Linked DNA regions of Mus musculus: all the other regions are linked to region 2. A link is a loop called in an ENCODE intact Hi-C map of the cell type or tissue named here. Cell type or tissue: left cerebral cortex. All regions are shown on one strand.

Region 1 (5,000 bases), 140 kb before region 2:
ATAGAATTATTGGAGAAATCTACTGGCAGCTTTCCTACCAATCTAGGTCACAGTCACTAATCCCTTGAATTTGTTCCAGGTCTATGGCAGGCCAAACATAGCACTATGTATTTGTTTGTTTGTTTTGTGTTATTTTGGCATGGCCTTGTCCAACATCAGAATTTCTCTTCCCAATTAAAACTTTATGGATTTTTTTTCATCAGTTTGAGTAAAGTATCAGCAGAACCTTAGATGGGCCTTACCAAAACATGATCCCCAAAAGTAGGCCTCTTATTAGACCCTACCTATTAAATGATCCATAATCAACATTTCTCAATAACAGCATGCCCAGGTAACCAAGTGCTAGACACATGGACTGCTGGAAGATGCCCAGACCTAAGTTCACTTTTTCTTGCCCTGTTTACTAATATGGCTTCCTTGTTCTGCTTTTTAGATTTCTTTTTCAGAATATGGCCTCCTTTCCTCTCTGTTTTTTTTTTTTTTTTTTTCTGCTGTCCTCTCAGCCTCCTTATATCTTTCCCTTCACTTTTAATTCCCCACTTGGACAAAGCATTCATCATAGAAAAGGCAAAGCTTCCACTCTGGATTCCCAGTGATTCCATACAATTGTTTTATAGAGACAGATAGCATCTCCACCTTCCCCCGTTTTCAATGGTGGTTTCAAAAAAAATAAAGAGACACCATACTATCGGGGGCTGAAATAAGAGATAGTGTGTCATTTTGCGGACTGCCTTAAAAATTCTATACAGAGGGAATGTAAATGATCTGTACCAAATAAACACTGCAATTGCTTTTCATAGTTCTCTGTTTATAGAATGACAAGCATGCCCACTCTCCAATTTCCTATACAGTCACAAACAGAATGAAAATATGTCAGGGATATTTTTTCACTTATTCTGGAACAAAATCTACATGGCACACTGAAGAGGATAATTTTAGTGAAGGGAAAAGGCAAAGGAACATTGTTATTAAATTCAGACCTGGACTCTGAGCTTCTCCACTGCCACTGGTATTCCTCTCTGTAGCCTTTGGAAGGCAGTCTCTGCTTAACAAGGAAAATACATTCAAAAGGATGTGGAAGCTGTCTAGAACTATTCTGAAATGTCCTCAAGCAGGGTAAAGTGAGCTCTGGAAAAACTTATTTCTAATCAAAAGTACTGTGAATTTGAAATAGATCTAAGTCAGGGCAGGCAGGTATTACACATTGATCTGGGAAGTACGGGCAAAAGGGGAAATGGTGGGTTTAGAAACTTTCATTTAAATCTTAAAAGTGCAACCAAAAGATTAAATGAACATAGAATCGTGGTTCCTGGACAAGAAGCATCTCTTCATCAATAAGAAAGTCAGTCCATGTGAAGAACAAAGCTCTAATACTCATACTGATAAACATAGCGAATCATAACACAATGTGGGTGTAATGCCATGACTGTGCCAAAACAAGCCATAGTGCACAGCTGAAGGAATACAACAGCACAGCAATGCCATCAATCTGAGCCTTGATCTGATACAGTGCAGTCAATCCTCCCAGCTTGGTTTTATCAGCTTATGGAATCAAGTTCTGTCCTTGTCCTAGACACTGAGTCAGGAAGATCTCTAGTTTACTGCTAGGCTGAACTACACAATGTGTCTCAAAACCATATGAAACATACCCATTTCACTGATAAAATGAGACATGTGTAAAATCACACAAATATTTATGATATGTTATGTACTTTAGTGATGTTTTACTTACTTTGTGAGTGTCTAAGCCTTTTGTAAAAACGAATAAATAACTTCCTTTGGGTTTGATAGCAATCTGTAGCAGAATTCCCAAATTGATGGAACAAAATAGGAAAAAACACTTGAAGCCATAAGTTATATTTAGGCCTTTGTCAAGCAGCCAGATTCCATGAGTTTTGCATTTCTGACCCTTTGCCATCTTCCCACATAATCAACCCTTTAACCCAGACTTGGATTAAAGGGAATAACAGTATTTTTTCCCTTGTCTGTTTAACTTGGCTTAACCTTTGGTAGAAACTCCTCTTTCCCACAGCCTAATTCCAAACAAATTGTCATGTTAACAATACCCTAACTGTGGTTAACTCAGTCTTTTTGCCAGTGAACTTGATGAAAGGCCAATAATTGGGTTCTACTTCCTTTTTAGGTGAGAAAGTAATTATACCTAAGATTTGACTTCTATTCTTATTGGTGAAGCTCCAGCTCTGCTACACTAAGACTGAAAAAAATATTTCTGTCTTGAGAAGTTAGGGGAAAAAACACAAAGAAACCACAAGGGAGATATTATCAAAAAGAGTTAGAAAACACATTTTGTTCCTTTTTTCTTCAGTACATAGCAAGGCATAAAAGAATGCTAGGAAACTTTATATAGGTTTCCTTCAAAAGTACAGATAAACCTTATAATTATGGAAGTTTTGGGTGGGAAGTTGGGATGGGCAAAACATACTGTTTTCTTTTTATTCCAAGCCACAGAAAGAAATATAAGAGTTTAAAGTACTGATTACTTTTTTATGAATCAAGAATGAAACAAAGAAATTAATACATCTGTGATGCTTTGGATAGAAAAATCAAGAAGAGGCTTGGATGGAAAAAGAGGAGAAAGAGGAGGATTGCCATATGGGACAGATTTCGGTCTTGCTTTATGTTGCTTATGTCATTGCTGGAGGAACAGTACCAAGGGCATTTTTAACAACATCTGCGGAGCTAGGATTGGAGCCCAGTGGTACATTGCCAGGCAAGTGCAAGTAAGACTCTGGGTTTGATTCCTATCACTGGAAAAAAAAAATCCTACAATGGAGCATGGAAGGATGGATGACAGATCTACCAGATACTTCACTGGGCTGCAGCTTCCCTGTGTCTTTGTCAGCATTTTCTATGTGGGGGTCGATGGGAAAGGCAGGTGACATAACATCTCCATAGTACAAGGGATGGGCTGTAGGGGCACCCTTATATAATTATATGCAATTCAGAGATGCTACTGGCTTACTAAGGGGCTTAAGAATTTGTTTAATTGGGCATTTCTCAACTTTATTTCAGTCAAGAATATTTCTCTCTACCCCTCTTCAAATACATGCATTGCCTCATATCTATGGTTGGTATGTCTTAAAAGTCTCTTAGGATTTTGGTAAATTCTAAGGAGAAATATATTAAGGAAATTGAAAGTCCCTGGAGGGATTCAATGGTTAATACTAGTGGTGAAGAGGAACATTTCAAAGGCTGAGCCTTTCAGAGGTAAAGATGGAATATATGGAACCTTAACTTTCATCCTTTATAGCACCCCATGCAGGAGGCGCTTCCTTCTCCACTATTAGGAGCACAATAGCAACCGAGTGAGCATGACTTCTGATCTTTGCTTGGGGAAGTCATCTAAATTTGTGAGCTTAAGAGGAAAGGGATTTAATTGGCCTTACAGTTCCAGAGGAATATGATCCATCATGGCAGAAAAGAACATGGCAGGAGATGGGAAGGTGGTTGGTCACATTGCATGACCTTTAATAGCCTGAAAGGAAGGGACTGGAGGGACAGAAAGTGAAATGGGCTATACAGGCTCAAGGCCCATACTCAACGACACATTTCTTCAGCAAACTTCACTGCCAGAAGGAACAACAGTTCAATGGCATGGACTTATTAGGGATACTTCATATTGAATCCACAAAACTACCCAATAGCCATCTGGGAAGAATACCTCTGGTTGCCCTTCTTTGCTTCCATTGCTAACTGTGATCACAAATGCAGGACTACTTGCCTATTTGCGTATTTTCTTTGTTGTTAAACCTTGTGATTGGAGAATACCTCTTCAAGGTACACATCCTTTCCTAGTCCTGTTTCTTCCTTTCTGTTGTTCTTGCTTTTATCTTCACTGACTTGGATGTTTCCACACTGATGAGTTCCTGTTATCTCAAACTCAGCTAGTTATTAAAAATGTAATTGAAAGTTTTATGCAGTACATTTTTATTATATTTCTGCCTTTCCCCTAACTCCTTAAATATTTTCCACTTCCCTATCTACCCAACTTCATGATTTTTTTCTTTGTCTCCAAGAAACAAAGCAGAACAAACCGAATAACATAACACTAAAACCAAAGCAGAAAAACAAATAAAAATAAAATAATAATAATAAATAGCATATGAAGCCCAAACAAAACAAAGCAAACAAGAATCACGTGCAAAAAACATGGAGTCTGTTTTTTTGTTGACCAACTAACTACTCCTGGGCACGGGCTCTGCCTTAGAGTGTGCTTGATACACTTTGTCTCCCTCTGTTGAAGAGAACTTATTTCCCTTCCCCACTACGTATCCATTGCAAATAGCTTCTCAGTTAGGGATGGGGATTTCATTCACTCGTCCTTCTCTATGCTAGGGAGTTGTCTTGTTTGAACGTGTGCAGACATTGTGTATGCTGGTATAGTCTCTGAGTTCTCATGTCCACCATTTCTGTTGTGTTGAGATGACACTGATTTTTGATGACATCACTACTTTTGGGTCTTATAGTCTTTTTGTCTCCTCTTTCTCTTGTATTTCTGAGCCTTGAAGGTAGGGCTTTTATAAAGACATCCCATTTAGGACGGAATGTTCCACTATCTCTCACTCTCTGCACATTTTTCAGTGTGGATCTCTTCGTTAATTACCATATGCTACAAGAAGAAGCTTCTCTGATGAGAGTTGAGCCATACTCTGCTCTGTAGGTACAGCAATTCATCATTAGGTGACATTTTATTGTTGTGATTCTTTAGCAGAATAATAGTAGTAAGTTTTCCCCTAGGCCTATGACTGATCTATTCTCAGATTCTTGGCCACTTTAGCAGTGTCAGGTATGTGATTCATCTTAATGAGTGGGCCTTAAAACAAACACACACAAAAAAAAAAAAGGAAAAAAAAGAAAAGAAACAAAAGTTGTTGGTTACTCTTATAACATTTGTGCCATTATTGCATAGGTATGTTTTGCCAGCAGATTGCTGTTGTAGGTGGTTGGGGTATAATCATCAAACTCAGTATGGTTAACTA
Region 2 (5,000 bases):
AAACAAAACAAAAACAAAAACCCAGTTTGCTTTCCAGGCAGAGTCTCTATCTCTACATTTCTGTGGCCAATTTACAAGTTTTTGATTAGCTGTACTGGGAGCAAAGAGAGGAGGTCTTGGATTTTTGCATAGTTTGTAGTTATGTATGAACTTATTTTTTGCCATGCCTGGTATATTTTTTTAATGTGCATCATTTTGAAGTAGTCCAAAAATCTTAAAATATACGTGCACCTTAAACGTATTTCCCCAAAGAACAACAGCTTCCTACATCTGTAGAGCACACTCCTTCTCGAGCTGCAGCAAGCAAGACCCACAGCCCAAGTGTAACAGGAATCATTTTTCCTTCTTCTACAAAGCGCAAACACCAGGAGACTGCTAAAGTGGCCTGGCAGCTGCAGAATTCTCGCATAGAAAATATGCCTTTATTGTCTTTGTGAGAGAGGGAGCACGAAAAGGTATCAGCACCGTTAGAAATGGAATTAAAACCTCAGGCTAGATTTTGGTTATCGGAACAAAAACATCACCCATTTTAGATGATGCTAAGGAGAAGCCTAAGCATATTTGAGGTTGCTCCATGGCTTCCTGGAAGTTGTTCCTGCTGAAGCATCTGTGTTTACATTTTCCCACGACTTTTTGGCTCTTTTGCGCATGTGCGAACTCCTTGTAACTGGCCCTGCAGCTGCTCTCTTCCTGTACTTACCTCCATGGGTATATTTAGAAATAAAACAATTCTAGTTTTGTGATGAAAGGTTTATTGCCCAGAATGTATCAATATAGCTATGTTAGTGAACAGTCAAATGTGTTTAGTTAGCGCTATCAAATGTGAATAGCTTTTCTCTTGGCCATGCTAAGGGTCCCTGTTTGCGATTTCCAGAGGATATTGTAACTAGAGTAGTTTAAATGTGAAGACTGCGCATTTATTAGCAATACAAGTGTGGTGAAAATAATTTAAATTTAATCACAATCCCATTTCTTAGAAGAGACGGGTCGTGGTAATCGCTTGAAACTTGATAGAGTAGAACTGAGTGAGGAAAGCGGTAACTGAAGAAATCCCGAGAGTGAGTTTTGTGTGGGATACTATCTAAAGAAAATCAATATTACATTAAGTGGTAAATCTCTCATGCTCCAACAAAGCACTCAGCTTGTGCATTTAATTAGTAGCAAATTCAATACAACAGCAAATCCCTGGAGACTCGGTTACCACAAAAAGGCTTGAACACCATACCATGCTCAGCCTTTGTAGTGACCCTCTTGCCTGCAGGAATGCATCTTAGCAAGGCTGTACTTCCACTATTCAGACCTTAATCGTGCCCACACCTGTGCACAAATTCAGATGGCTGGCCTTGCAGGAAGGGTGCTACCTTTGATGTTTCACCTGTCCTGGGTGACCAAGTCCAGTGTCAGAACTGCCTTACCATCAGGGTGGCCACTGGTAGAAATGGTACCTTTGTCACTGCCAAGGGATTGTCTTGACTGCTTGTAGGAATGTACAGAGGGCACAAAATGAACCAAAATGAAAATTGATAGCAAGCAAATGGCGTGGGTCTATTGACTAGGGAATATTTAAATATTTTGTTTAGAAAAATGAAAAAGTATTAAACCACCTATTTAAGATAGCTTTCTTTCATACAAGGAGTATAACGCAGTACTTGGACTGTAATATGGAAGAAATGAGGTTTTAATGCAGCCACAAACTCAGCTCTGACTTTGTGGAAAATGGAGATAAAAGTAAAACTCTTAGCAATACATTTTCTTCTCAAGAGGTTTTTCTCTTTCAAGATTGTTACATCAAAAGTTCGGCAGGGGTCCTAAGGTCCTGCAGCGGAGCTTTCGGGTCTTCTCTTCACGGGGAAAGATTTCCACAAAAACAATTTGTTAAAGAAAGAATCCGTTGTATGGTTCAACTCAATAGAAAGAAATATGAAATTCTGGGACAGGTGGGTTCCAGGAATGGCATGGAGCATGCTAGACTGCCTCTTAAGTTTCACGCTACAGCAGCGGCCCCTAGAGGCAGTCAGAAGAAGCCATGTTTTAAAACAAAATAAAACAAAACAAAACAAAACAAAACAAAACAAAACAAAACAAAACAAAACAAACGCTAGCTTGACTTGATTTTTATAGAGATATTAGAGGGAAGAAAACAGAAGTCATTATAGACTGAAGCACCCAGACTGACACTGGATTTATTCAGTTCATTGAAACAGAGTAAGCCTTCAGGACTCTCTGTGCCTGGCTCTATTTCCTGGATCTCTTCATTCCTGCATGGGACACATTATCAACTAAATGCTGGATTGAATTAAAAGTGTAGCTTTCTTATTTCTTAGGTCAATCTGAATATAAATCACTTTTGAATTTTAGGAGCTAATAGGTGCTGAGAAAGCATGTTCTAAGTGACAAGCTTACAAAAATTAGGAAGTTTAATTTTCTAAGCCTAATACCCATTCAGATGGGTATTATAGTGCGAGCAGAAAAGAATGTGGTTGATTTACACAATGTTCTCTCCTGAATACTACAGTGTGCAACAACAACAATCTTAGATGCCTGCTTTTCATCTTAAGTATGCTCTTGAGACTTGCCGTTAACAATCACATAGATTCGTCCCAACTATTCTGCTCTCTTTTCATTCTCTCTGTGGTACTTACCTCAGAGCCATCTCAGGGGCGCCATGAAGGATCCCCCTAGGTAAACGTTTACACTAGTGATCTGCCCAGCAAACCCAGATGTGAACCTTCTCTCTGCTGTTTGCATGCCTATGACCTCATAGACATTCCTAGTCACTATGCTTCCGTTTTCACTACAGAACCTCGATGCCCTGCATGACCACCTCGCCACCATTTACCCAGGGATGCGCGCGCCTTCCTTCAGGTGCACCGATGCGGAGAAAGGCAAAGGGCTCATCCTGCACTACTACTCGGAAAGAGAGGGGCTTCAGGACATCGTGATCGGGATTATCAAGACTGTTGCTCAACAGATACACGGCACTGAGATAGACATGAAGGTAGTGTTCACCCGCTAAGATGTTCCGAATATTGGAACATTTGAAATGATACCTCACTGATTGCTGCTTGTGGGCTACATTAGCGGTATCTGTGAGCCAAAATGGCGAAAACCCCAGAAGTCTTCTCTTTTTGGCCTTGAAATGCATTATACTGGGCGATTTCCCCCTTGCAACAGATTCTCTTTCTATTTATATGTTACTCAAGGCAAAAAGAAATTCAATTCCTCTCCGTGAATACACGCCAGCTGGAACTAGGGTGGGCCATGTGACATGCGAGTTATCAGATTGTGGAGAGTGAAATGTAAAGAACATTAAATTAGCCGATTTTACAAATCACTTATTCCATGTGAATTCTCTTCTCTTTCCTAAAACGTACCAAGAACATTTTTATCATGTCAACCAAAAGTCTTTGTGTTCTTTCTTGATTTTGCTTTTTAATCAAGTTGTGCTGGTGAACTTAGCCAAGCCAGCTCAGGTCTTTTCCTGATGCTATTGATAACACTCTTTGCTATTTCTGAGTGGCAGTTTTAAGGTGTCAATACAGAGAGCATGCAATGAAAAAAAATGCTATTTTTCTGTCTCTGACCTCTGTAGTTTCTCCTAGCCAGGTACTTTGTTTTTGCTTATCATGTTTAGTCTCAACCATAGTTTCGTTGTACAAACATCCCTGTTCAGGAGTCCTACCCCAGGAGGACAACACGGTATATTCTTCCTAGTCCACTCAAAAGGCCATGTGTGCTAATGAGAAATTTATACCAGATTATAAATAGTAATTATGTATTAGTAATTATGGGGAATGTTCATAAGCAGTCCCTTACATTCAGATATTATAAAGAAGCTAAAATACCAGCAGTTAACCACATTTCCTCCCATTGACATCTAGGTGATTCAGCAAAGAAATGAAGAATGTGATCACACCCAGTTTTTAATTGAAGAAAAGGAATCAAAAGAAGAGGATTTTTATGAAGATCTGGATAGGTTTGAAGAGAATGGTACCCAGGAATCACGTATCAGCCCTTACACCTTCTGCAAAGCATTTCCTTTTCACATCATATTTGACCGGAACCTAGTGGTCACTCAGTGTGGCAATGCCATCTACAGAGTGCTCCCCCAGGTAAAATGCACAGCTCTACCACCTTGGGATCTCACACACACACACACACACACACACACACACACACACACACACACATGCACACACACACACACACACCATTACAGGTTCCATTCGTTAGCAGGACCGATCCCACGCACTTATAACCTAAATGTGTTTGAAAATACTGAAAACTTCCTTAGGGCTTTTATTTGTGTCTACTTTAATCACTTACAGGGAAAGGAGGGAGTTGTATGAGATCGGTAGACTTGCTTTGTGAGAAAATTGGGAAATTGCTAAGAGCAGTCAGCTTTCACTCCGGTTTGTTTATTAAATAAATATTCACTGCCTAGCTACCTTCCAAAAATAGCTTTCAAAACCAGCTGTTGACAAGGGGAAGAAGGAAATTTACAAACAAGCAAGATGAAAAACATAGACAGTACCATGGGAAGAGTGGCAGGGCTAAGAAGGACCCCAGGCTCTGCAGCCACAGTTGGTTTGCACTCCCAGGAGTCATGTGAAAACTCCCTGTGCACTCACTTTCTCTCCTGTCCCATGTTAGGATTTGTCCCTGGCATGTATGCATCTGGGGCTACCATTTGCTTTAATGCAGGACCAAATTACTGGGGTCTTGTGGAAAGCTGTAGATGTGGAAGCAGAAGAGTGCTTTGTGCTTCCTGTGGGCTCTCTCGCTTGGTGTGTGACCTTGCCTGTTTCCCTCGGTCCTGACATGGCAGGAGGTCCCTTCAGTCAGTTACTTGCTTCATCATCAGTGGGCACTTTGTGTTAGCACTTCTATTAATATTGACTCTCCTTGGATGTTTTGTAAGGAAGTATTTACCGGTGTTTTGACTTCCTGGCATTTGATACCACAGGCATCTTCAGTTTAGAAGATAAATCTCCTTTTTT
Region 3 (5,000 bases), 300 kb before region 2:
GGTGGTATGTGGCACAGCAAGTCAAGCATCTGCTACAGGAAGAGAGAGAACCCGAAGAGAAGAACGGTTTCCAGTGAGTGAGTGGCCAGTACTGTCCACTGGCCAGCTGAAGAGAAAGGAAATGTATTGGGAGATCACAGGGCCAGGTCATGTCCAGGTGGGCAACACATGCTTCACAGGGAGGTAGAGTGGAGTTGCACCAGCCCATGAGAGTCCCGAATACTCATCCAGTTTCAACTTGGCTTTCGGTGACATCAAGGTGACAGCTTTAAATCAGCTATGGTGGATTTTAACGTGGCAAATAGCAGCGTGCTATAAATCAAGGCTTTCCCTTCAGACTCCCATCCAAGAGTCAAACATTCCCCAGCACTTAACTTGACAAGGAAGAAAGTGAAGCTTACAGGCGAGCGTGGAACGAGGAGTGAGGAGGGACAGAGATTCGTTCCTGAAGGTAATGATGAAGGGAAAAAATAAAGTGTCACAGTATCTAGTGACCCAGGTAGGATCAAAACACTCTGTCTCTGGAATCTTCCAGGCAACAGAATCTTCACTTTTAATAAATTCTCATCTTTGCAAACCTGGACTATTGTTATGTAAGATGCTGACCCAGTGAATTTTCTCCTTTGCTGATCTGCTAGCGCACAGAGCATCTATCTGCATCCATTCTGTGTGTAGCCCCCTGAGGTATATGACAGAGAGTTGTTTCTGCTAATCTGTGTCTCTCTGCTTATTCTAGGAGCACGTGTTCCACTATGTTCCTAGCGGCCTTGTTTGTGATAGCCAGAAGCTGGAAACAACCTAGATGTCCCATGACAGAAGAATAGATACAGAAAATGTGGTTCATTTACACAATGAGATACTACCCAACTATTAAGAGCAAGGACATCCTGACTTTTGCAGGCAAATGGATGGAACTAGAAAATATCATCCTGAGTGAGGTAACTCAGACTTAAAGGGACATGCATGGTATGTACTCACTAATAAGTGGATATTAGAAAAAAAAAAGTACAGAATACCCAAGATACAGTTCACAGAACTCAAAAAGGTCGACAAGCTGAAGGGCTCAAGTGAGGATGCCTCAATCCCACTTGGGAGGAAGAGGAAAGCAATCACAAGTGGGTAGGGAGAGAGGGACCTGGGTAAGGGGACAGTAGGGGAAAGAGGCAAACATGATCTGGTATTGGTCAGGGGAAAGGACTGAAGCCCTGAGGGCCAGCAGAAAGAATGGAAACAGGCAACCTCAGGAGGTAGGAGGTGGGGCACCCTCCAGAATGCACCAGAGACCCAGGAAGTGAGAGACTCTCAGGACTCCAAGAGAGGGACTTTAGATGAAATGCCCTAAAGTGGGGAGAGGGAACTTGTAGAGCCCACCTCCAGCAGAAAGACAGGGCATCAAGTGAGGGATGGGGTTGCTATCTCACAGTTAAAACTCTGACCCATAATTGTTCCTGTCTGAGATGGAAATGGAGAGGAGCCTGAGGAAAAGGAGGTGCAGCAACATGTCCAAAGTGGGATCCAGCCCAAGGGGAGGCCCCAAGGCCTGACACTATTATTGAGGCTATGGGGCACTCACAAAAAGGGATCTATCATGACTGAAAGGCCCAACAAGCAGCTGAAAGAGTCAGATGCAGATATTTGCACCCAACCCATGGACAGAAACTGCTGACCCCTTTGGTTGAATTAGAGGAAAGCTGGAAGAAGCTGAGGAGGAGGGCAACCCTGCAGGAGGACCAGCAGTCTCAATTAACCTGGATCCCGAGATCTCTCAGACACTGAACCACCAACAAGGCAGCATACACCAGCTGTTATGTGGCCCCCAACACATATACAGCAGAGGACTTCAGAATCTGGGTTTAGTCAGAGAAGATGCACCTAGCCCTCACAAGACTGGAGGCTCCAGGGAGTTTAAAGGTCTGGTGGGGTTAGGGTATGGGGGTGGGATGTGGAACAGTTGGAGGATGGACCGGGAGGGGAATAAAAGCTGGAGTTCAAAATAAATAAATAAATAAATAAATGATTTAAATATTTTTCCTACATTTTAAAGTGTATAAGTTTTGTAGAAATAAATACAACTCAGTTTTGAAGAAAGCCCAAGAAAATGGCAAAATGGGTACCTAGTATTTTCAGGATGTTCAAGGAATGTCCATAGGCCAAATGAAGGTTCTTGGGATAAAGTGACTCACAGAAGCCAATTTTCAGTTAGCATTGCTATGATTTGAGAATGCAATTATCTCCTCCTTGTCTCCTCTGGGAAGCTTTCTCTAGAAGGGGGAAACAAAACAAAACAAAACAAAACTGTCGGCATGTACAAGTTACTAAGTTCCAGAAGATGGCAGCAAAGGATTCTATCCTATGCACCTATGTAGATAGAAGTAATTTTGAATAGTGGATCTTAAAATGATTTATTCTTTCAAAAATGCAAACATTAAAACGCTATGTATTTGAAATAATTTCATGATGCTTTTTACATGATCAGATTTGCCTTTGTATTATGAAGTTAAATGATTATTACTTAATGTAAAAAGAAAACATAAAATTCTTTTTAAAGGTTTTACATTCGCAACTGGCCCAAGTCAACTCCCTACTACCCCAAATAAACTCATGTGTAGGAATGCTTTGCCATAGGGAGTGTCACTTAGGAGTTATGGCCTTGTTGGAGGAAGCATGTCCCTGCAGAGGCAGACTTTGAGGTCTCCTAGCCTCAATTTATGCCCAGTGTGCCACACAATTTTCTACGGATGCCTATGGATCAAAATGTAGAGCTTTGGCTCCTTCTTTAGCACCATGTCTTCTGGCACACTGCCATGTCTGCCACTATGCTTCTCACCCTGACAATAATGGACTAAAGCCCTGGAACTGTAACTCAGTCCCAGTTATATATTTCCTTTTATAAGAGTTGGCTTTGTCATGATATCTCTTCACAGCAATGAAACCTTAACTAAGACAATAGTTATAACTATATTCTGCAAAATTTTAAGACGTAAAAATATTTACCTAAGACATACTCTTCTCTAATATGGTCATGCCACTCAAATATCCTTCATGCTGCCTTACTTAGGTTTTTACTGCTGTGAACAGAAATCATGACCAAGGCAACTCTTATAAGGACATTTAATTGAGGTTGGCATACAGGTTCAGAGATTCAGTCCATTATTATCCAGGTGGGAGCATGCATCGTCCAGGCAGGCACAGCATAGAAGGAGCTGAGAGTTCAACATTCTGTTCAGAAGGCAAACAGGAGAAGACTGACATCCAGGCACTGGGATGAAGGTCCTGAAGCCCTGGGCCACATGGATGCACTTCCTTCAATGAGGCCACACCTACTCCAACAAGGCCACACCTTCTAATAGTGCCACTCCCTGGGCCAAGCACATGAAATTACCACACATGCTAATTAAAAACTGAATTGTGCCTCCTTCAGTAGTTATACAATTACATGCACTTCTGGTTCATTGTTGATTATGTTTTGGAACCTCTTGAGCTTCCTCGAGAATTTTAAAATAAATATAAAGTATTTATATATGAGTTTAGAATAAATCCTTTACACAGAATCAGTGGAGTAAAGTATATACCACCAGCTGTCATTATACATATTGCCACAAATGCCAAAAAATTTCAAGTATTTGTAATCATATAAACTGTTTGTGAATACCATGAGAATAGTGTTTACCTAAATTTATCAGTTAATTAGGCACCTTTATCATACCCTAGAAGACACAATTTCTTTCCTAACATTTTCTTCTTGTTTTTTTAATGCAACTCAGTTTATTTTTTCCTCCAGAAATAATCTCACAGATGTACACAAATAAAAAGTTAGATGTCAAATAAAAATATACATACTACCCTATATCCTTATATCCTTCAGTTTCTAACATTAAACATTAAAAGATGAAGGGAAGAAAAACCATTCAAATGTGACTGGAAAAGTCTTGTCTGTAGGTAAAAGAAAAAATATTTTGATCTGATTTTCTCTTGTAATAATTACTCACAGGAATCATTTAATTTCGTTCTGTTGAAGAAATGTACCAGGTCATGGGAACTAAAAATAGCATAAAGTACTTCATGTTTAGAGCAAGCCATGATGAATGCCAAAGAGCCACCAAATAGTTTATGCAGCTTCAAAGACCTTAGCTGCCTGATCAGGCATTCACTTTTAGATATTTTATACACATGTGCTGCATAGCCAGCCCTAGAGTAAACTTTGATAAAAGTTTTCTACTTAGCCTCAGAGTGAACTTTTCTGGCCCTTGAGTAAATATTTTAAGGTGATGCTTTTAATCTTTGGATTTCTTCCAGATTTCAGCCACACTTTTCATTGTATAGCATATAAGCAATTCAGAGCCAGCTAAGGGTTTTGGTTAAAGAAAGAATGAAAAGAATGTTTCCTGTAAAGCTGTGTGCAGACTTTCCACGCCACTGTATAATGCAGTGTCTGCCTTCCTCAATAATGAGTTTTCTTGTTAAATATCAGCATTTTATGTTAATTGAGATCATTTTCCTCTGTTAATTTTCAGTCACACTTCAGAAAATGAAGAAAAAATTTATATTTCTTATGACTATTGTGAATTATTGTTTTGTTTTGTATCTTGAAATAATGCATCTTGAATTTGTGAGGGTTGAACCTAAAATGGCTATATTTGAAAAGGTATAGAAAATTCAAACCAATTTTACAGGGCTTGTTCAACATCTAAGTCTGTGGGAAGTTGGGGCTTGGTTTTAAAAGGTGAAACATCACTATTTTACCTATAGCTAAGTAAGAAGTTAATGGAATGACATTTTACAACCACCTTCCGGCATCAGTCTGAAGGTTTACAGTCTGTGTGCTTTAAACAATATGTAGGTAAAATCAAGAGCATTCCGATCCATTTGTAGAGTTATGCTAATAAGTTGAAACAGCTATACTTAATAGACTTTTACTATGAAGTGAAATTAGCATACTGTGGCTGTAACGTGATTTGATCCAGGAATCCTTTCGGCACCTGCTTGATTGGATGTATTGG
Region 4 (5,000 bases), 230 kb before region 2:
TGAACCTGACCCGTGAAAAGCTGGAAGGCTGCTCTGTCTGACCGAGAAGTCTACATGACTTTTGTTTGCCCTGTGAATTAGAATAGACACTACTGTAAAATAAATGCAATGAGAATAGGCGGACAAGACCCTCTCCCTGGAGGGAGCAAATGATAAGATCAATACAAAGAGTGTCAGTGATTGATGGCAGCTGTGCTTGGTGATGGGTGCCAGGCAGGGCTTGACAGGCCCGTCATGGGAAACGCTGCATGTGACTGTGTGACTTTCTGACATCCTGTGCATGCAGGGAATGAAGAGGAGGAAAATCTCCTCCCAGGGCTTTTATGCTGCCTGCCTGAAGTCGAGAAATGACAGTCAGTGATTACAGTTGGAATGAGAGATCTCAGACAGGGTAAGAGCAAGCCAAAAACTGCCTCTTTTCTCTGCCTCTCTGCTCTGCTCTTCCTTTTGTCTCTTCTCTTCCATCAAGATGGAGTGTATGAGGGGAGAGAGAGAGAGAGGGAGAGAGAGAGAGAGGGAGAGAGAGAGAGAGGGAGAGAGAGAGAGAGAGAGAGAGAGAGAGAGAGAGACTGAGAGAGCGAGCGAAGTGTGGAGCAGTGTGGAGAGCCTATCTCAAGCAGAACATAGGCTGTCAGCTTGTAACCCATGATTTGACTTCAAGTCATTTGTTTGGCTGCTGCCAGATACCCCTTCTCTCCAAACTGCTCTCCAAGCTGAGGCTAGTCCTTAGCACCAAAGCCCTCATCCACAATGACACATTTCCTCCAACAAGGACACACCTCCTACTAGTGCCACTACCCATGGCCAAGCTTACAAACACTTGAGTTTATGGGACCCATTCCTATTCAAACCACCACAGCATCCGTCTGGTTCCTAAGAGCTAAAGAATGTACCAGTCTACTTGAACACGCATCTGAAACACATTTTTCCAATCAGCTTTATTAGAATGAAGTTGCCTGTTGACTTCCATGATGATGCTTGTGGACTCTGGCCTCTCATGTGGCCTGAATATTTGTTTGCCCCTCCCACAGAAGAGCTAAATTACTTTATGAAGCAAAAAAGTAAACTATGCCCGAAGAATGCTTCATTCCTGTGTTGGTACAGAGAGCTTAACTCTTGAGAATATTTTATCATAAGAGACAATAATTCTTCTAGTTGGAAGAGGTAGGGCTCAAGTCAGAAGAGAGGGAGGTTCCTCATATCTGGGGCAGGGACGATGGCCACAGGATGGTTAATAGAGTTTCTCTGCAGACAGCTACCTCTTAGCACCCTGGTGAGTTAGCAAACTCTGGAGGAATGCATGGCCTTTCACCACCAGGTTCACAGACTCAGCAGATCATAGTATTTGTGGCTGTCAGCAAAGATCCTTAGTTCATAGGCTGAAGTGCAAGGATCACACATATCAGCTTTCTTGAACTGTCCTGGAACATTTTCTGTTTCCCTGAAACACTTTTTAGTTGAAATTTCTGTTGTTTTAAGAGAGTTTTAGTTTGAGTGTTAAATTACGTGGCAGTTCTTGATGAAGAAGACAGTCCTTGTTTGTCCAAACTGCTTTATTCATGGCATATGAGGATACATATTACTTGCTCAGGGTAAACTAGAAATTAAATATCTTTTGCAGGAAGGGGTATCCAGGCAGGGAAGCTTATTGGCTAAACACTCCGGGGCCCATTTTGAAACCTCATTAGTTTAGAGAACTTAAGTGCTATGCTATGTGACCGACTATTATTATCCTCTTAGTGGGTTGTTGTGGTCACATGCTCCAGGACAGGAATCTGGCTGGGAGCTAGTTTGAACTCCCACTGTTCTCAACTATGAGTTTGATCTGGGTTCCGAACTTTACTGCTACCTTACTAGTTCTTCTGTCTGTTGGCATGGACCCCTGCCCCACACTACTCCATGTGTCATGAGGAAAGAACCTGCCCTTGATTCCTGCTTTTCCAAAGCATTGACTGGGGACCAATGGGAAGCTCAGACGCTTGCGGTTTTACACAGCCAGGGCAGACATTATTCACCACTGAGCTCTCGACCAAACTGAAATGATGACAGGATCCACCTGTAAGGTAGGCTTGGAGCCTTTCTGGATATTCCCTATGACAGTCCTCCTGTCAGTGACCTCCTGTTCAGACTTCAACAAGACAAACTTCACAAAAGCAGAAGACCACATCAATAAAATGTCAGTGCCCAGCAAAGCTTTGGGTTGAGGGTAACATTATATTTATCTTCAAATTCTGGTTACATTTGTATCATTGGGTTGCATGAAAAAGCTAAAAATGTTTTAAAGACTAATGGATTCCCTTGTTGCCAGGGATGTGGATGAAGTGGCTTTATAAGCCTACAGACTTGCATGACTAGAAGCTGCTCAACTTGGTCCTTACACTGTTCCCATTCCAATCCAGTGGGTTTCCTGCTAAGAAATCCCAAAGTTCTCAGTGGGAATTAAGTCTCTTCTGTTTCCTAGCAACCCATTGTACTGATTATTGACTCAATAGGAAACACCATATTTCTTGTCTGCTATTATCGAATCAACAGTTGGTGGACGTTTAGTTATAGTGTTGAAAATGTCAGTAAACATAGATGAACATCTGTATCTACAGTAGGATAAAGAAATGTTCTTACATCCCAGTATGGCAGGGACACGGGGTATATTCATTTCTTATTTTCTGATGTACTGTTGCCTTTCCACAGAGGCTATGTCAGTGTGTACTCCCACCGACCATAAATGATGGCTCTACATTCTCTCCACCTCTTCACTTTTTTTTTTAAATTTGGTGTCCTTTTTGTTCTTCTCCTTAGTCATTCTGACTGGGTAGAGATGAAGTCTCAAAATAGTCTTAATTTGCATTTCTCTGGTAGCTAAGGAAGGCCAGTACTACTCCTCCATCTCAGCTCCCATAGCTCATTTTTCAACTGGGTTGTAAGTGAGTTGGGTGTTTAGCTTTCTTCTTCTCCTCCTCCTCCTCCTCCTTCTTTCTTCTTCTTCCTCTTCTTCTTCTTCTTCTTCTTCTTCTTCTTCTTCTTCTTCTTCTTCTTCTTCTTCTTCTTCTTCTTCTTTTCTCCTCCTCCTCCTCCTCCTCCTCCTCCTCCTCCTCCTCCTCCTCCTCCTCCTCCTCCTCCTCCTCCTCCTTCTTCTTCTTCTTCTTCTTCTTCTTCTTCTTCTTCTTCTTCTTCCTAGTTTGAGACACTAGTCATCTGTCAGCTAGCTAGCTAGCTAGCAGAAAATTTTCCAATGCTGTCTGCATCTCTGACAAGGTACCAGCTTTCTTTGTAGAACAGGGGCCTTTTATTTTCATGAGGTTCCACTTGTTGGCTGTTGGTATTATTTTATGGGCAATTGAGGTCCTGTTAGGAAAGTCCCAACTTGAGCCTTTATTCTGAATTGTACTCCCTACTCTTCTAGAAACTTCAGTTTCCCGTATAACTTTGAGATCTTTGATCTGTTTGGAAATTGGAGTGTTCCTACCCAGGGCATAATGCCATAGGATGGCAAACAACAATAATAAACTAACAAGCAAACAAACAAAAAAATCCAACAACAACAACAGCAACAAAACCCCACAGTGACAGATGCTGTTAACAGAGAGTTCCAAGGACACCTCCCACAAAATACAGACTATTGGCATTATTCTTGGCTGTACAGCAGAACTTGGTGGTATGACCCTATTGCTGAAGATGCCATACATGTTGGTTATAGGACAGAAAGAAATCAAGTTGTGTTGGTATTGACCAGAAAGCTTTCTCCAAGGTAAATGTGCTTCCTGCCAAGCCCGATGACCCGAGTTCAATCCCTGGGTGCACACAGTGGAAGTAAAGAATCAACTCTCCCAAGTTGTCCTCTTACCTCCACACGTGTGCCATGGCATGACCACTTCCCTCTTCCCCCAACTTTCCAATACATGCACATAAAATACAATAAATTAACAGAAGCAGGGAGACCTCCACGAGTTTTAGGTCATCAGGGATATACAATGTCTCTTCAGAATAAATGTTAACAACTACACCCAATGAGATAAAAATTTAAAAGCTGTATAGAAACATGTCAGAAGTCCCCTCTAATGCACTTAGTACACAGTCCTGTGGTCTGTGTTTCTTTCCCTCAGAGTGTGTTCCCACTTATTCTTTATCCAAGTGTGTTGCCTTTCTTGCCCCAACCCTCAGTATTTGTTTTAGTCAATGTCTTGGGGACAACCATGAGGAACAACCACAAGGAAAGCACACAAGGCAGAGTAATAGTGCTGTTGTCTGGGGTCATATCACTCACCATCCCTTATTCTCAGCCCACTGTGCAGCCATGAGACTCTGTTCTCTACAATTAATTGCTGACAGCCTTGTTTGATTAAAGCTGAGAGAAGTATTTGACAATGAGTATGATCAGCAGTTTGGTGTTATGAGAGTTTATCTGAACAACAGGAGTAAGTTACCTCCAAGAGCTCATAAACCCCTCCCCTGAAACACTGGTGTTTGATTAGGATTATAGTATTAGACATTGATTAACACCTATGGATTTGGACTCAAATGCACTCAAAGAACTATTGGTTATTCCAATAACAGACATGCCACAACTGAACAGATGCACATACCTTGCCTGATTGGTTGACATCAAAACTTACAGGGCTCATAGTCAGGCAACACAGTTGAGGTATTTTCTACCTAAGTAGCCTGCCTAGCACTTTCTAGCACTAAGAAATTTAACCTCCTAGGACTAAGTTTCCACCTCAATTCCTGTTTGATTTCACCATGTCTTGTAAGCATGGTATATGGCAACTTGAGCAATAAGGTCTTGTCATCTAGTTCTGGTGGCAACAAGAGGAATGGCAATGGCCCCTGTCGCTTTGGGATCCTCTGAAGTCTCCTTGATGAAGAACTCTTATGGAGGCATCTCACACTTGGCATTAGGATTTTTGATTAATATCTCACAGCTTCGAGGAGCATTACTGTTAACCATGCAAGCTGGTCCTCTTTCAAGCACTTAGATGTATGTAAATTTTAAGTGGTTTATG
Region 5 (5,000 bases), 98 kb before region 2:
GAACAGTACAGCAGAGACAGCACCCTGTGCCCTCTGCATCCTCCTGCACTCCACTCACCTTTACCTTCTACCCCATCTTATCTCCTGGCCACCACACCACCACCTTGCCACCTGCCTGTGGCCCTTTGTTCAGTCTCCTCTGCTACCAACAAGCAGTTCCTTCCACATATCCTCTTGCAAAACTGAAGGGCCCTTCAAGATCCCACACTGACACCATTATTTCAGAAACATTTTATCTGTCAGAGGGATGCCCCCCCCCCCACATGAATGTTTCTGTCATGTTTTATTTACTTTAAAACTGATAGGGCTGGCTGCTTTACATTATGAGTCCCTTTGTTTTTGTTTCCTTTTGGGCCTTACGTTCATGGTCTGAGAATAGATTTCACTTTTCCTGCTGAACTAAGAGAAGTTCATGAATTGCTCTGGGAGTAAGAGAAGCTTTGGAAATGACAAGAAAATAACAACAAAACCCAAAACAGAACCAGCAAAGGACCTACGAGGTTTGGTTCCATCTTAAGGCCAAAGTTTCCCTGGTTCCTGTAGCTGTCTTGGCATTTCTGGCTAATTCTGTTTCTGTCTACTCCCATCCATTCTTTAGGACAATTCTTATGGTTGTTTTCACTGGACAAAACGTTTCTCATATGAGTGGGGCCTCCTCAGTGAGACCAGAGTCGATGATGAGTCGAAAGTAGATATGTCAAGATAACTTTTTGTCTTAGACTTCTTGGACTTGGAGGATTAAAAAGACACCAGGAGTAAGTGTGTGTGTGTGTGTGTGTGTGTGTGTGTGCATTTTTGTGTGTACACATATGTGTGTATGAACAATGATTTAAAAATAAAAGAACAGTTATGCACACACACATGCATTAACAGCAAATAGGGCTGAGTGTAGTGAACCAAATAGAGGCAAGACCTTACTCAAAAAAAAAAAAATATTCTTGTGACCACAAAATTACCTTTGAAATGAGTAGAGTAGCCTCAAACCTAAAAGCCAGGCCACCAAAGCCACCCAAGGAGAAAGAAAGTTCCCCACCAGGTTTCAGATTCAGGAAACTACAGTGGTTCTGCACCAGCTTGTACTAGAGAAAATGTTTTTAGTTTTAATGTGCCAACTTTTCAACTTTTCTTAGAGTCTCTTTTTTTCTCTTCCTTGTCCCCTTCCCTGCTATGTGTGTGTGTGTGTGTGTGTGTGTGTGTGTGTGTGTGTGTGTGTGTGTGTGTGTGTGTGTCTGCCTTTGGTGGTTTGGAGGATGGCGACTGGGCGGGAGCAGACTCAGTTCTCTAGCTGAGCCTGGGAGAAGTGGGAGGGACTCAGAGCCGCGGGTTTCTCACACACCGCCTTCTAGGCAGCCCTCCTCCAGTGCCTGCCAGCCGGACCGGACCCCAAGGCGAAGAGCAGCAGTGCACAGCCTGGGGAGCCAGCGGAGCAAAGACACCTTTGGCCCGATGCCCCTGGCCTCCTGTGATCGCATCATGGTGGGTTCGCTCAGCTGTTTGCTTTTCTACTGTTTGGGGACTGGAGAAGGGGACGAGGCACGGTACTGAGACGTGGGAAGAAGTCCTGTGCGGCAGGGAAGAGACAGACTAGAATTCTTTGGGTCATGGCAGGGAAAAACAAAGGCGAGAAGTGACTACAGCACGGTGGGAACCAGCTCTGGGGGTGTTTCGTGGGTCCCTCCGCGCCACTAGCGCAGGTTAACCATGATGTGCTCTGTGTGGCCTTGAGTGCCCTGGGTGAACCCGCTCGGGACCGACAGGTGCGACTCCAGTGTCACCTCTCAGTCCATCACCAGCGCCACCGCCCTTCATCTGTGATCTAGTGCGGCTGTGCTCTGCTGGGTGGCAGCTCCAGGAGGTTGCGGTCCCCAGGTCTGGATATCACTAAGTAAGTGATAGCGGTGCCCTCGCTGGCCGGCCGGGACTCCCTGTGCATACAGCCCTCTACCAAGTCTTGGCTAAATCCTTTCCCACACCCTCCCCTGATCTCGTTCACCCCTGGGAAGCAAGATCACTGTTCCCACGCTGGGGAGAAGCGAGGAAGGGACTCCCGGGAGGGATAGCGGTCAGGGAGCAGCTATGGCTGAGCTCTGTGGTCCCGCAGTGGGAACGTGCGAGGCGTGGGCGACTGTCTCCCACGCAAGGCCGCCAGCCCTGGGCAGCTGGGTGGCATCCTTCACTCGGGAGCAATTCAAGGACGCCAGGACCTAAGAGTCCAGCTTGTGGCCCTCATGCGGGCTTTCCTCCGAGGATGGAGGAGCTGCTCAAAGCCCCAGAGTATACAAACTGCAAAGTTCCAGCCACTGCTGGGACCAGAGCAAAGTGTGCCTGCACAAAGGGTATGTGAGTGTGACTGCTTCTAAGCTGCTTTTCTCTTATTATTGACTGAGATGCATTGGAAGGTAATGGCCAGGCATCACAACATTCTCCCGGGCCTATCTGAGTTGACAGCCTGTCCTGGGTCCACAGTGTTATCTCTAAGTGAGTTTTGTGTGAGGGGCTGCATCCCAGTGTGGTCACATGATTCCAGGGTATGGGTTTCCTGAGCCTTTCTTTTGCTTTCTGGGAGTTATTCCTTCGTTTTGCATTTAAAAAGCACTTTACATTTTCTGAGGTAAATCAAATGGCTGCCAGCTCGCTCTCAGAAGTGATTAGATGCCTCTTGATTTCCAACATATTGCATGGTTTAGAGGAAGATAGATTACCTACATTTAAATTATCATAATGGTTTTTTAGGGTCATCGGTTCCAAAATAATTCTTGTCTATATTCGGACTAGTGCCAGGCTTAGTCGGAGCCCTGCTCACCTTTTCTATTGCATGCTCTCGGAGACACTTCAAGATGAGCAGTTTTGAGTTTTTGTTCATAATGAAAGAAAGAGCAATCTGTTGTTTTTCCTAGACTGTTGTCCCCCTTCAGGAAGTATCATGTCAGGTAGCAGTGATCAAGGGTGGCAAAGGACGATGACATGAAACTGGAGTTCTGAAGCAACTCTAGTACTTGGCCTTTACCGATTATTAAATGGTCTGGTCCATGTATTTATTTGAGGAGTCTTGTAGTCTCAGAAACTATACTCAAATATTTGAGCTGTTGCACTTTTAGGGAGATGGAAAAAACTCCGCTGCAGTACTGGCATTTAGAACCCCACAGCAAAATAACGACAGAAGTTAACACCGATAAGCTGAACATTTTCTGGTCCGAATCTTAGCCTCTGTACAAAAGGGTGTGGATGCAGACTAGCAGAAGACTTCAAGGGTTGTGCTACATACAATAGCTAAACATTTCAAATGCTGGTGAGGAGCAGGAGGGTGAGGAAACTGTATACACTACCTGGGAAAATGTAAACTTGGGAAGCTACTGTGGATGTCAGAATGGAGGTTCCTCAACATACCTAAAAATAGAAATACCACATGATTGAGCTCTACTCCTTCAGGTATATACAGGAAAGAGTTTGTGTCAGCCCACTGCTGAGATAATTACTAGACCCAGTAGCCAAGATATGGAGCCGTTCCAGTGCCTAGCAACAAGTGAATGGATGAAGATCATGCGGGATGTGTGCATGCTGGGTAGTTACACATTTGTTCCTCCATAGAGTGGAATAGAATTATGATGTTTTCATAGAAATGAATGGCAGTGGACAGCCGTAAGACATAACAGACATTCTCATATGCAGTCTAGAGTTCTATATGTGTATGAATGAAATGACTGTGAGAAGGGAGGGAAGGAGGGAGCCAAAGAGAAGAGGAGTGGAGACAAAGAGAACAACTGGATCTGTACAATGTGAAAACACAAGGAGAAACCATTTTAAGGAAAGAGAAGACCCACAGGATGGGGAGGGCAGTGGGCAACTCTGAACACTGTATACTATACACATACATATACACAAAAAGGCCACAATGAAATCCCATGCTTTGTATACTGAATAAACCAATAAAAGAAGAAAATTAATAGGAAATAGACTCATAAATAAAGTATTAAATGTATCGCTTAGCAAGCTTAGTGCTGTGATGTTTACTTAATAGAAGTGTGTGGTGCGTCGATGGGTAGATTTTGTTTCTACCTGCACAGTAAGATCGTTCCAGTTTAAGACAGAAAATAAAAATACATTTTTCTCACTGAAATATAAAGTAGTTTTGCTTACTATGGTGTCTCGCAATGCATGACACAGAAACAGCCTCATGAAGACCTCATTGTATATGTTCAGGTATCTTCTGCCATTTGAGCATGAGAAAAGAAATATGGAATTATGGTTTATATCCAGAAATGGGAAACAATTCACAGTACTTAGTGCCAGTGTCTCATAACTATGGCTTATTAGGAAATCTTGTTTCAAGACATTCTGAAAAGTTGTTTTAATGTGTAGACTTCCCTACAAGCTTAAATGATGACACTAAATTATGCTGTTATGAGTAATAGATCAGTAGAATACTTAGAGGATTAAAATTTCAATAATTTGTCATAGATATTTTCAGGCTTAAGAAACATCTTTTATTGAACAGTTAAAATCATGTAACACTGGATTGTATCAGAAACCATGAAAGAAACATGACTTCTCTTATTTACATTTGCTAGCACTACTTAGTGTGTGTCTAGGGGAGGGGAGAATATTGACTTTGTCTATAAGTTAGTTTAAGATAGCAGGATACGTTCTTCCAAGTCTCTAGTGAATTTTTAAGAAATAAACACCAAATAATTAGCTTTAAGAATGAGTCTCCTTAAGTGAGAGGAAACGGAAAGGTAGAGTAATATTTGGACAAAACAAAACAAACTCTATTATTGATGGGGGCAGGGAGAATTGTAGTAAATGGTGTTTTAGAATTACTTTCAGTGTCAGATGCTCAGGGAAATTGCTTGTTTTCCTTTGCTTTGGGAGGATATCCAACTTTTATGGAACTATTTTTATGCCACTTGATTAGAGCTATTCACCCGAGGGACTTTCCTCGGGCATCCTATGGGTTGTTTCTGCACATTTGTAGAAGGGATTGTCTCTCATTCGAGCCATCC
Region 6 (5,000 bases), 290 kb before region 2:
TTACTGACAAAGCAAAAGTTTGTTTCCCCCAATAGAATCTCCTTAGATATAATAACTACACTTCAGAGTAGGCCTTATCCACAGGAGTTGTTGGCCAGCAAATAACAAACTCAATGATATCATTGTAGACTTTTTGCTTCATTTTGTTTTGTTTGGGCATTTTTTGTTTTTGTTTTATTGGTCTTTTGCTTGTACGTTTCTGGTGTGTGTGTGTGTGTGTTTTGTTTTTTTGTTGTCGTTGTTGTTGACTTTGTTTTTGTTTGTTCATAGGGTTGAGTGGGCAAGGAGGATCCGACAGGAGTTCGGGGAGAGGCAAATCATGATCAGAATAGAGTATAAAAAAGAATCTCAGATAAAATTTGAAAAGTCAGCCAGATGTAGTGGTCATTGTTTTGATCCCAGAATTTCAGAGGTAGAACACGGGGACCTCTCTGAGTTTGAGGTTTACATAGTAAGTTCCAGGGCAGCCAGGACTACATAGAGAAACCCTGTCTCAAAACAGACAAACAATTTAAAAGCCAAGAAAAGATAAAAAAAATAATAAAAACAATAACAGAAAGTTAATCGTGGGGAAAACTAGTCTTCAGCACATAAGAAGAACTTAAGCCAATGCAAATGCTCTGAGCTGTCTTCTCACTTTTTCTGGGGGATCTCATTGGTGGCTTGACTGACAGCAGGAAGTGGAGCTGCACAGCTGTTCATCACTGTGGGGAGGAAGATGCAGATGGTGGGAATAGGCTTACCTCACCATTTAATGTATAGCCAGGACTCTGTTCTCTCAAATCTTGGGGTTAAACTTCTCCAAATCAAATGAGCTAAGTACAAGGCTAGGTTTGGGGTGAAGAATAAATGTGTTTTCTAGATGCTATGAATAAGACACTGATTGTCTCATAAAGCATCATTATGTTTTTTTTAAAAAGAAGTACTATTCATTTCCTTTGCATGGAGAAAGATTCTGAGAGATTTTCCAATTCAATAAAAATTTTGTTAGCCAACGTAAATTTCATAAAAATCACCTTAGAAAAGTCTAAAGATCTGCCTCAGCTTACTGGTAAATATATGAATTTATTCTATACAACATTCTCCTCTGTGTCCCTCTCCATCTCAGTCTCCCTCTCCATTTCCCTCTCCATCTCTCCCCTTCTCTCTATAATTTGCCTATGAAAGTGTGGCTGATTAGTGGTAGGAAGAGTGTCTATCTACAGGTATATGTAGATTGAACATTGTTACAAGCAAATGGCTCTAATGTAAGGTTTAACTGTTTTCTGATTGGGCTAAACTGTTTAATCAGATAGTAAAGCCTTCCAGAAAAGGCCAGGGATGGGACACTATGTGATAATTAGACAGTATCAAGTATTCTGGTCTGTTCTTCCAGAGCAGGTGACTTAATAATAACTTCAAAAACATAGACAGAAGGATTTTGAATGTCTTGATATAAAGATCCAATTGAAGTTTCATTGCACTTAAACATGACAAAATGAAGAGATGTGTCAAAATGCCCCGTGGGACTCAACAAATATCTAGAATTTCTTTTCTTGTATGTTAAATAATTGCATGCAAGGAAATGTATTTGACCTGAAGCCCATATGAAGAAAGTGTGAATTATTGTATGTTTTTATACAGTGTTTATAGTTTGCACAGTTTTTATACTTATATTCACGTTTAGTAACTGTCTTTCTGGAATCTTCTCTTGACTCAATCCTGTAGGCACAATCACACCTTTCCCCGCAGTGAGGCCCCACTGCACTCTTCCTTGTAAAGCACCCATCTCTCTCCTGGATCATCCGGTTCTGAAGAGAGGAGCAGTGAGGAGGTGCTGACCTGGCACAGGGACGCTGGGTGAGTAGGCTGGGTAGCTTGCTGTGGGGCTGGACGGCTGTGGTCCAGCACTGTGCCTGATAGAAAGAAACTAGTGATACTGGAGCCTTACAGTTCAGACTGGATACTTTATACTCTAAGTTCTCCCTCTTTCACCAGCTCTGCCTTTGTTTGCCTTTTCATGTCCCATCTTCCTCCTACTTTCATTTCTTCCAATATATCTCCAACATTCATATGGAGACAATGTACCTCCAGAAGCTGACGTACTCAAATGTAAGCAATACTGCTGTATGTATTTTCTGTCATCCAAAATTTAAATGCAGTCTGAATTCTAACAGGAAGAGGTTTCTTAATGTCTCAAAAAGCTTCAGGAATTCCTATAAGCTCTCTCGCGACTCTAAAACATAAACAAAACCAAAACAAAATAACAACAGAAACACTTGAAAACATTTCCCTGGCCAATTGTTGAGCACACAACGTTTTTTTTTATTTCAACAGCGTGAACTTGTGCAACGGCAGCAGATAACCTCCAGGGGGCAGTATAACGCAATGCTGCAGCGACTGCGCCTGAGGAACAGTCGGTCATTAGTTCCTAGTTTTCTCTTTGTCTAATGAACCATTTCTAGGGGAAAGGTCTCTAAAGGAAAACAGAATTTGTCCTTTGACCATCTTTTTATTTTTGTCTCACTGCCGTGTACTAACGAAAAGAGCACATGCTACTTAAGTTTAGGATATCACGTTTAGGACTGAGAACGTAAGATTCCTGATTCAACAGAATTTCATTGCCTGCCTGCTTAGACGGACACCCACTCCCCCACCCCCACCCCCACCCCCAGCTCTGGAGAGGAAGGAAGAAGCACGGGACCCTGACATTTGCTCAGAGAATGGCAGACTTTGTCCTCTGAAATTCTAGTTTAGAGGTTTGCATAACTCAAAAAGGTCCTTTAATGTAGGATCATTTTCAGTGAGGACATCATGAGCCCACCAAGGACCAGAAACTAGGATCCCGACTCAAGAGCAGAGCCTGGGCTATGCTCACAGCAGACAACGCAGAGAACTCTGTCCCCTTTACTACACTCCAGACACTCAAGCCCAGGTGGCATTGCTGGGCTGCCATTACGTAGTCATTGTGATCACACAAGTTTGTTTGAAACTGTTGTTTTAAGAGGTTTTAGAAAAGTGCATTTAAACAATATCTTTTGATCTTATTACCCACCACCTCCTTTCAACTTTTACCAAACTGTTTTCTCTTTCTTTGTTCCCTCCCAACTTTATTTTTTTCTTCTTCATTATTATTATTATTATTTATTACTGAGAGTTATTGAATATTTCTAGTATAATATATAAAGATATTAAATGCAAATGAGTTTGAAAACCGGTATATTTGCATATCTGTTTATTAAAGATACTTTCTATGATATGTTCTGGTACAGATAAAATAAGCTTTTGTGTATTTAAAAGGAAAGATTTAAAGTATGACAGACTCTGAAGTTAGAGGAAGTGAGATGTGGAGAAGCAATGTCCTCTGAGCAATGCCTTCACTTGCTACATTCTGAGAAAGGTTGGAAAACCCACCGGTGTATAACATGTATAAAGCAAACCCGGCCAGGCTGCTGTCGTTCCCACTCTGTGTCTCAAGCTGCTATCTCTCTAGGCTTTTCCAGCTGTGCATCTCCTGTGCACTGAATAGAAGACCTAAGAAATACTTGGTTCTTCATATTAGCATAAACTAATTAATGCAAACCAAACAGATTTATCATGAAACTAATGAAGCGTAGGCTCCAGGGCCATCCCTTTCCAGGCTTTATGAGTTCTTAAGGGTTTTAAGGTCTTTGAGGAGGCAAAATATTACCAGCTAGTGCTTCTCATGTAAGGAGTCTTGGTAACTGCCTTAGGAGTTCTCAGGAAAAAGGGATTTTCTTTCTAAGGCATCTATAATTATTTAATTTATTTATTCATTTATTTATTTATTTATTTACTTACTTACTTAATTTACATCCCACTCACTGCTCCTTCTGTTGGTCACCCCTTCCAACAGTCCTTTTCCCTTCTCCCCTGGGTATGCCCTCTCCCTGGCACATCAAGTCTTGGTACATCTGCTCCCACTGAGGCCACACAAGGCAGACCAGCTAGAAGAACATATCCCAGAGACAGGCAACAGCTTTTGTGATAGCCCCTGCTCTAGGTGCTCAGAACCCATATGAAGACCAAGCTATACATCTGCTACATTTGTTTAGGGAGTAGGGGTAGGTACAGCCCATCTCTGAGAGCCCCAGGGTTCCGGGTTATTTGATTCTGTTGGTCTTCTTATGGAGTTCCTACCTGCTTTGGGCCCTACAAGCCCATTTCTTCCACAGGAGTCCCCAAGCTCCATCACTGTTTGGCTGTGGGTCTCTGCCTCCCTCTGAGTCAGGTGCTTGGTGGAGCCTCTCATAGGACAGCCATGTTAGACCCCTGTCTTCAAGCGTAACAGAGTATCATTGGGGATTGATGCTCACCCATGGGATGGGTCTCAAGTTGGGCCACTTATCAGTTAGCCCCCTTCCTGCATTTCTTGTAAACAGGATAAAATTTGGGTTGAAAGTTTTGTGAAAGTTTCTATCATTCCACTAGGGTTCCTGCATAGGTACAGGAAGTAGTCTCTTAAAGTTTCATATCCCCACTGCTATGAGTCTCAGCTATGGACACCCCCATTGATTCTTAGGTGCCTCCCATATGGCAAGTCTCTACCATAACTTCTAGATGTTCCCTATCTCCCCATTCCTGCTATCTGGCCATCTCTCCTATACCTTCTCACATCTGATCCTGAATCTCCCCATTCCTCCTCCATATCCCTTCTCATTCCCTCTTCCACCTTTCATATGCCCCCATGACTATTTTCTTCCCTCTTCTGAGTGAGATTCAAATATCCTCATTTGGATGTTCCTTCTTGTTTAGCTTTTTTAGGTCTGTGGAGTACAACATGGGTATCTTGCATTTTATGGCTAATATCCACTTATAAATGAGTATATACCATGCATATGCTTTTGCAACTGGGCTACCTCACTCAGGATGATATTCTCAAGTTCCATCCATTTGCCTGCAAAATTAGTGATGTTTTTATTTTTCAAGGCTGAATAGTATCCCACTGTATAGATATAGTACATTTTCTTGATCCACTCTTCAGTTGAGGGACATCTAGG

Evidence for each region. A loop is a pair of places that touch in the nucleus more often than their neighbours do. Peaks named below come from ENCODE experiments on the same cell type or tissue, not always from the same donor. Only the 100,000 strongest peaks of a DNase experiment are listed, where the experiment ranks them.
Region 1: it touches region 2 in a loop (2.3-fold over the local background); 3 of 42 quality-filtered maps call a loop at or near these places.
Region 3: it touches region 2 in a loop (4-fold over the local background); 9 of 42 quality-filtered maps call a loop at or near these places.
Region 4: it touches region 2 in a loop (2.4-fold over the local background); 2 of 42 quality-filtered maps call a loop at or near these places.
Region 5: it touches region 2 in a loop (2.4-fold over the local background); 2 of 42 quality-filtered maps call a loop at or near these places.
Region 6: a loop joins it to region 2, with 10 times the contacts of the local background. A loop is called at or near these places in 33 of 42 quality-filtered maps.

What each region holds. Positions count from the first base shown.
Region 1 is chr3:82,188,950-82,193,949 of GRCm38, reverse strand. The region is part of intron 2 of Gm29921 (a long non-coding RNA gene); the gene reads left to right. Among named protein-coding and RNA genes, the nearest start is that of Gm29921, 45 kb to the left of the region's middle. In left cerebral cortex, no CTCF peak of the experiment used is centred here; DNase peaks (open chromatin) are centred at 885 and 2,671.
Region 2 is chr3:82,044,511-82,049,510 of GRCm38, reverse strand. It overlaps Gucy1b1 (guanylate cyclase 1, soluble, beta 1), which reads left to right. Exons shown (of 14, transcript NM_017469.4): 5 at 2,801-2,998; 6 at 3,882-4,112. Among named protein-coding and RNA genes, the nearest start is that of Gucy1b1, 28 kb to the left of the region's middle. In left cerebral cortex, a CTCF peak has its summit at 2,007; DNase peaks (open chromatin) are centred at 1,350, 1,955, 2,908, 3,240 and 1 more place; H3K27ac peaks cover 1,212 bases.
Region 3 is chr3:82,347,850-82,352,849 of GRCm38, reverse strand. No RefSeq gene overlaps it. Among named protein-coding and RNA genes, the nearest start is that of Map9, 7.7 kb to the left of the region's middle. In left cerebral cortex, a CTCF peak has its summit at 2,328 (motif pointing right); a DNase peak (open chromatin) is centred at 2,302.
Region 4 is chr3:82,270,027-82,275,026 of GRCm38, reverse strand. No RefSeq gene overlaps it. Among named protein-coding and RNA genes, the nearest start is that of Gm29921, 36 kb to the right of the region's middle. In left cerebral cortex, no CTCF peak of the experiment used is centred here; DNase peaks (open chromatin) are centred at 270 and 2,818; H3K27ac peaks cover 1,508 bases.
Region 5 is chr3:82,142,148-82,147,147 of GRCm38, reverse strand. Gucy1a1 (guanylate cyclase 1, soluble, alpha 1) reads left to right here and starts at 1,202. Exons shown (of 9, transcript NM_021896.6): 1 at 1,202-1,476. It overlaps Gm29921 (a long non-coding RNA gene), which reads left to right. Exons shown (of 9, transcript XR_867373.2): 8 at 380-500; 9 at 599-750. In left cerebral cortex, a CTCF peak has its summit at 2,921; DNase peaks (open chromatin) are centred at 2,050, 2,347, 2,538, 3,600 and 2 more places; H3K4me3 peaks cover 3,054 bases; H3K27ac peaks cover 1,736 bases.
Region 6 is chr3:82,331,189-82,336,188 of GRCm38, reverse strand. No RefSeq gene overlaps it. Among named protein-coding and RNA genes, the nearest start is that of Map9, 24 kb to the left of the region's middle. In left cerebral cortex, a CTCF peak has its summit at 2,341 (motif pointing right); a DNase peak (open chromatin) is centred at 2,378; H3K4me3 peaks cover 211 bases.